Regions from separate parts of the Homo sapiens genome. Here region 2 is linked to region 1. The links are chromatin contacts, found by Hi-C or POLR2A ChIA-PET in ENCODE. All regions are on one chromosome and are shown on one strand. The core of a region is the stretch at or near the end of the contact, and the rest is flanking DNA. Distances in the headings are between cores, read along the strand shown. Region 1 has its middle 17 kb from the start of NALT1. Region 2 has its middle 14 kb from the start of LINC01451.

Region 1 (3,359 bases), core at 395-2,894:
CACGGTGTTGGTGGAGGGGTTCCACCCTCCCCTGATCAGACCCCTGACAACCCGCCCCATCCTGCCTCAGTCTTCATCCCTCCTTGTTCATGGGCACCTGCCACGTCCAGCCCTGTGCCTGGCCTCAAGGGCCTCGCGGGCTCGCAGCAGCCGAGCGGGTGGGAAGGGTGAGCCACATAGATTGGAGAGGGACGGAGGTTCGGGGAATGTGGAGGGAGCATCTGCGGGACTCCCCAGGAGCCACTGACTCTTCCCTCCCCTTTGGGGCTGCGACCCCCACAGCCGGTGTCATTGCTGCATCCCAAAGGCCTGGGGCCTGGAAACCATTCCCAGGACAGCTGGAGCAGGCCCCAAGGGGACTCTCTGCCCATTAGGGAGGGGGTCTGCTGGCCCCAGTGGGAACTGGCTCCTCCCCTGCCACCTACTCACCCCGCCCACTCAGAAACTCAGAGACAGACCTTGGAATCCTGACCCCTGCGGCCTCATGGGGAAAGTCTCTGAGTTGGGGTGAAGATAGAGTCCCATAAATCATATTCATTTTGGTAAGAGGGTCCCCCATAGATCACCATGTGGCCAGGACCGGGGCGGAACCTGGCAGAACCCATACCACCTCTTCCCCTGCAGGACGGCCGGGGTGGCCATGGGGCACCTCCTCCCTCCCACACGCGCAGGTCTCGAATTCACAGCCCTGGTCTGCTTTGCCGGCTGAGAGTCCTTGGCGGCCGACACATCCACGTCTCTACCTCCCATCCCATAATGAGTGTTTCCCACGTTGTTAGAACTTTCCACAGGCATTGCTTTTAACAACTGCACATCATTCAATTAGACAGACGGGATGGTTTTCCCAGCCGGGCCTCCCCTGCATCTGGGCCGGCTCCAGCTTCTCCCGGTTATAAATAACGCGGGCGGGGGCGTCTCCCACGGAAGGTTTTCTGGCTTCGTGCTATTTCCTCGGGATAAACTCCCAGAAGGAGAATCACTAGGTCAAAAATGCGAGCATTTTATGCCTCTTAGGACACACGGTCGTCAGAAGGAATCTGGACTCCATCTGGAACAGAGCGAGGACCCCTCTACAGAGCCGGGACCTTCTCCGGAAAGGAGCTGGGCCTGCATGGCCGTGCACAGATGCCGGGAGTGCGGTGCTCTGTCCACCCAGGACTCCGCTTGCAGGGCCTCACGCTGCATGGCTGACCCAACCCAGGACTGCGCTTGCGGGGCCTCACACTGCCTGGCCCACCCAATTTCAAACAGTTCTCACGCTAGAAGATGCACAAAGCCAGCTTTACATTTTGGGGAATGATTCAGAAGGGCCAGGGACCTGCCGAGACACCTGGGGCTTCTTTGTGGGGCCCCATCAATGGGAGGCGGGGACCCTTGGGTCAGCCCAGACCCTGCTGGGCCTCAGTTTCTCATGCCCAGCTCCAGCCGGGAGCCTGGGCAGGTCCAGAATCACCGCACACGCAGAAGGGCCTCACTAGGACGGGGTGAGAGGTGAGGCTGGGAGCTGGGGCTTCCTCTTGGGAGTCCAGCGGGGCGACTGCCGCCCACGTGTGGGCTCCCTTGAAATTCACAGACACACCCAGCGCGGTTGCTGGCCGCAGTGCTGGCTCAATAAGGCCAGTGGAGTCAGACAGTGAGAAGTCACCATTTCCTGCTGATCTGAAACATCTTGTGAAACCCTCTGGCCCAGCCCTTTCCTTTCTCGTGGCAGCCTCTGGTCCCCTGTGGACTTTCCTGTTTACTGCACCCCAGAGGTGGGCCCTGACCTGGTTGAGCTGGGCTTAGCTGTCAGATTCCATTTTGGGCCTCGGCCCCCAGGTCCCGGCCTGCAGGCAGCTGGGCTGGTCGGGGCCGGCTCCTTCATGCAGCCAGCGCATTAGCTCCAGGCCTGGGGTGCTGCCCGCTGTGCCCCTTCCTGGAAGCCCTCCCTGCCTCTCCAGCGGGAGACAATGCAGCCTCTGGGGCAAGGCAGGAGGCTGCGGGCAGGCTCCAGGGACCTCCTGCCAGGCGTGGCTGCAGGGCGCCCCTCCCAGGTGAGGCTGGCAGCTGCCTCCTGGTCAGGTTCACACCCACCCTCAGCGTGCAACAACCCCCCTCCTCAGCCCCTTCTGCTGTGACCTGGGCTGCTCCTCCCTGCGGTCACTATAGGAGTCCCACGGCCCTGTCCCCAATCCTGCCCTTCTGCCTAGTCCTGGGCCCCTCCCCTTGAGCACTTCCCAAGCTCTGAGCCACAAGCCCGTGGGCCTCTGGAAATCCCAGGGCCTGGGGTATGACGGGGCCAGGGAGGGGGAGATTTGTCCCGGGGCAGCTGCTTTGGGCAGTTCGCTCTCGCATGGAGGGCATGGTCCAGGCCCTGTCGGGTGGGCAGGTGGCCCCACAGCTTTCTGGGCAGGGGTCTTGCCTGCTGGCCTCATGCTGAGCGCACCTGATCAGCCACCCGCTGCGTGTCTCACCATAGCCCCACTGTACAGGTGAGAACATGGAGCTGACTGAGGGAACAGTGTGGACGCAGCAGAGTCGCCTGAGAACCCAGCTCCATGGCCCCCACGCCAGCCACCAAACCCCTCTGTGACCTGAGAAACAGAAACCAGACTCAGCCCGGCAGGTGTCAGACCCTGGTCTGGTTGGTCCGCAGCGGCTCCTGGCTCAGCGCAGGGACTGCCAGGGTCCAGGGGCCCTCAGGGGACTTGTTGAAGCCCAGCTCCTGCCAGGGAGGACAAGAACTCTCTTCTTCCAGGAGTAAACAGAAACGAGGGCCTGGCCCTGGGGTCCTAGGTGCCTCTGACCCCACCAGGAACCTCTGAGTCTCCCGAAGCACCTGCTGGCAGGGTGGGTGCAGCTCAGCATGTGGGAGGACATCGGGTCGCCATTTCCCGATAGAGCCAACAGCCTCTCCTCAATGTGCTGTGCGGCCAGCCTGCCCCAGCTGGCTCTGGACTGAGGAGGTGGGCGCAGGGACTACAGAAGGGTCCATGCTGGTGGGGGGCCCACTGCTGGGCCTAGGCAGGAGAAGGCTCCAGGCCAGAGGCCGCTAGCAGGGCAGACCCCAGCCTAGCCACGCGGGCTGGGAGGAAAGGGGAGGATGCGGCGTCTGCTGTGACAGGCTTTGGGTCAAGGGTCTGCTCTGAGCCCCGAGCTCACCGCCACAGGGGCTTTCCCAGGCTGGCTTGGCAGCGGGCGGGGGCTCAGGGGAGCTCAGGAAGCGGGTGGTTCCCACAGCAGCGGCTCAGGCAGGCGGCCCACACACCCAGCCAGCGGGCTCCCGTGGGAAGGAGACCTGGAGGCCGGGGCTCTCCTCCCGTCTGCTCTAACCTCCTGGACAACCTTCAATGCTGTCCTTCCCTCTCAGGCCTCAGTTT
Region 2 (3,359 bases), core at 400-2,899, 67 kb before region 1:
CGACGCCTCCTCTCCTTCCTGACACGTTCACTCTCTCGCTGTCTGTGGGAGGTGAGATGGCGCCTTCTCTCGTTCCTAAACGTTCACTCTCTCGGTGTCTGTGGGAGGTGAGACAGCGCCTCCTCTCCTTCCTGACACGTTCACTCTGTCGGTGTCTGTGGGAGGTGAGATGGTGCCTCCTCTCCTTCCTGACACGTTCACTCTCTCGCTGTCTGTGGGAGGTGAGATGGCGCCTCCTGTCCTTCCTGACACGTTCACTCTCTCGGTGTCTGTGGGAGGTGAGACGACGCCTCCTCTCCTTCCTGACACGTTCACTTTCTCGCTGTCTGTGGGAGGTGAGATGGCGCCTTCTCTCGTTCCTAAACGTTCACTCTCTCGGTGTCTGTGGGAGTTGAGACGACACCTCCTCTCCTTCCTGACACGTTCACTCTCTCGGTGTCTGTGGGAGGTGAGATGGCGCCTCCTCTCCTTCCTGACACGTTCACTCTCTCGGTGTCTGTGGGAGGTGAGACGGCGCCTCCTCTCCTTCCTGACACTTTCACTCTGTCGGCGTCTGTGGGAGGTGAGACGGCGCCTCCTCTCCTTCCTGACACTTTCACTCTGTCGGCGTCTGTGGGAGGTGAGACGACACCTCCTCTCCTTCCTGACACGTTCACTCTCTCGCTGTCTGTGGGAGGTGAGATGGCGCCTTCTCTCGTTCCTAAACGTTCACTCTCTCGGTGTCTGTGGGAGGTGAGACGGCGCCTCCTCTCCTTCCTGACACGTTCACTCTGTCGGTGTCTGTGGGAGGTGAGATGGTGCCTCCTCTCCTTCCTGACACGTTCACTCTCTTGCTGTCTGTGGGAGGTGAGATGGCGCCTCCTCTCCTTCCTGACACGTTCACTCTGTCAGTGTCTGTGGGAGGTGAGACAACACCTCCTCTCCTTCCTGACACTCACTCTGTCGGTGTCTGTGGGAGGTGAGATGGCGCCTCCTCTCCTTCCTGACACGTTCACTCTCTTGCTGTCTGTGGGAGGTGAGACGGCGCCTCCTCTCCTTCCTGACACGTTCACTCTGTCAGTGTCTGTGGGAGGTGAGACAACACCTCCTCTCCTTCCTGACACTCACTCTCTCGGTGTCTGTGGGAGGTGAGATGGCGCCTCCTCTCCTTTCTGACAGTGCTGATTTGTGGTTTCTTCTTTTTGTTTCCTTTGATTCGTCCAGCTGGAAATCTGTGGGTTCTGTGGATCTTTCCGAATCACTCACTCTTGCTTTCCTTGATTTTCTCTGTTGTTTGTCCACTTTTTACTTCATTTCTGTCCACTCGTGTTTTCATTATTTCTTCTACCTTGTTTGTGCTTAATTTTCTTCCTTTAGTCCTTGATGGGGTCTGGAGCTCTGTCCTAAGGGGTCCTGGGTTCCCTGGAGGGGCAGGTTCGTTGGGGAACCCAGGGCTCTGAGTCCTGGCCCAGACTGTGATGGGGACTGAGGGGTGGAGCAAACCGGGGGCTTGGCGGCTTCTGCCCTTACCCAGGCCTCGGTGCTCCCTGGCCCCGGGTGGCTGTGTGCCTCCTCGGCCCCAGACATCCATGGTGGCCCTCCTGGGGATCCGGCAGCTGAGTGGGCTGGACATGGAGTTGTCAGCAGCCACAGGAGGGCAGCACAGCCCCAGGAACAGTCGTATGTGTGATAGAGTGTGTGAGAGCATGTATGTGTGTATGTGTGGGAGCATGCTTGTGTGGTGTGTGTGTGAGCATGGGTGCGTGTGTGCGTGTGTGAGCATGCGTGTGTGTGTGCGAGCATGGGTGTGTGTGTATGTGTGCGTGTGTGTGAGCATGTATGTGTGTGCATGTATGTGTGTGTGTGAGAGAGCATGTGTGCGTGTGTATGCGTGTGACCATGCCTGCGTGCGTATGTGTGTCAGCATGTGTGCAAGCATGGGTGCATATGTGTGCATGTGTGATCATGCATGCAGGTGTGTGTGTGATCATTTGTGCATGTGTATGTGTGAGCACGTGCGTGTGTTAGCACGTGTGTGAGCATGCGGGAGTCTGTGAGCATGCGTGCGTGTGTGTGTAAGCATGTGTGTATGTATGTGTGCGAGCATGTGTGTGAGCATGCATGCGTGTGTATATGTGTGAGCATGCATGCGTGTATGTATGTGAGCATGTGTGCATGTGTGCGTGTGCGAGCATGCGGTAGTCTGTGTGAGCATGCGTGTGTGTGTGCAGGCATGTATGTATGTGTGTGAGTATGGGTGCGTGTGTATGTGTGCACGTGTGAGCATGCATGTACGTGTATATGTGTGTGAGCATGCATGCGTATGTGTGTGTGAGCACGTGTGCTTGTGCGTGAGCATGCGGGCATCAGTTTGTGAGCATGCGTGCATGTGTATTAGTGAGCGTGGATGGGTGTGTGCAAGCATGGGCATCTGTGTGAGCATGTGTGCGTGTGTATGTACGTGTGTCTGCCAGTGTGTGCATGCACATGGAAGCATGTGTGTGTGTGTAAACCAAGTTTCTTCAAGGCATGCGTCTAACAGGGCTTCTCTGTTCCTCCCCATCTAGGGCCCCTCCCCTTCTCAGCCCCCTCCTCATCTGAGCACCCCAGGGCATTGAGGGCTACAGCCCTCCCACACGCAGCCTCCACTTGGCCCGGTGGGTGGCGCCAGGTGTCTGGGGAATGGTCGCAGGCCAGCGTGGGTGGGAGGAGACGCTTTGCTGGAAGACGCTGGAGGCCGATTCACCCCAACCAGTCCCTCTCCAGTCTCTCCTCTGCTCGGGGGTCTTTGACTCCTTCCCCCACTCCCAGAGCCCCTGGCTCAGCTCCAGGAGCTGGTGGGCAGGGGGCACTGCCCAGCCTCTGCCTTGGACAGCTGAACTCAGAAGAGTTGTGTTTTCATTTCCCCTTGGTCATTTGTGAAGCCCTGGCAGGTGCAGGCTGGGAGTGGCTGTGGCCGGCAGGTGGGGGTGCAGGGGTGAGGCAGCGAGTGGTCCTACAGATATGCGGGCAGACATGGGCACAGCGGGACCCAGCCCAGCCTGGGAGGAGTGGGGAAGGGGAGACAGGAGTCTGGGGTCTAGGGGGTGAGAGCTGCTGAGGGGCAGCCTGGGGCTGGGCAGGACAGGCCCATGGGAGCCAGGTTGGGGGTCCAGTGTGAGATTCCCAGCACCAGACCCCAGTCCAGGATGGGTCTTGGGCACCGCAGTAAGGAGACCAGTGGGGGCTGTGAGGAGGAGACGGTGCCTGAGGGAGTGGAGCTGGGGACAGGGTGGTGTCGTCGCCCCCCTCCCCTCCCCCCTGCAACAGGCAGGGCTGGGGCCTTCACTGTGACACGCCTCGGTTGGGCAGCTGGGGTGATGGTGACCCAGCTGTGGGGA

The links. A loop is a pair of places that touch in the nucleus more often than their neighbours do. ChIA-PET counts read pairs that join two places held with the same protein, here RNA polymerase II (POLR2A). Pooled maps may share reads with other maps.
Region 2: a map of heart right ventricle shows a loop between it and region 1 (2.1-fold over the local background). The contact joins two enhancer-like sites. A Hi-C loop is called at or near these places in 8 of 168 maps with a recorded cell type or tissue (PC-9, endothelial cell of hepatic sinusoid, head of caudate nucleus and 5 more), 4 of 37 single-sample maps with no recorded cell type and 9 of 50 pooled maps. POLR2A ChIA-PET finds 5 or more read pairs at or near these places in 9 of 52 experiments (BJ, H1, HEK293T and 5 more).

What each region holds. Positions count from the first base shown.
Region 1 is chr9:136,563,081-136,566,439 of GRCh38, reverse strand. No RefSeq gene overlaps it. Among named protein-coding and RNA genes, the nearest start is that of NALT1, 17 kb to the right of the region's middle. RefSeq lists enhancers at 1,104-1,965, 1,966-2,826. Within about 2 kb of position 1,644, at least 23 of the 41 ENCODE cell types and tissues checked have a DNase peak (open chromatin) inside an H3K27ac peak, as active enhancers do.
Region 2 is chr9:136,629,866-136,633,224 of GRCh38, reverse strand. No RefSeq gene overlaps it. Among named protein-coding and RNA genes, the nearest start is that of LINC01451, 14 kb to the right of the region's middle. RefSeq lists enhancers at 1,395-1,926, 1,927-2,458, 2,641-2,760, 2,991-3,359. Within about 2 kb of position 1,649, at least 4 of the 41 ENCODE cell types and tissues checked have a DNase peak (open chromatin) inside an H3K27ac peak, as active enhancers do.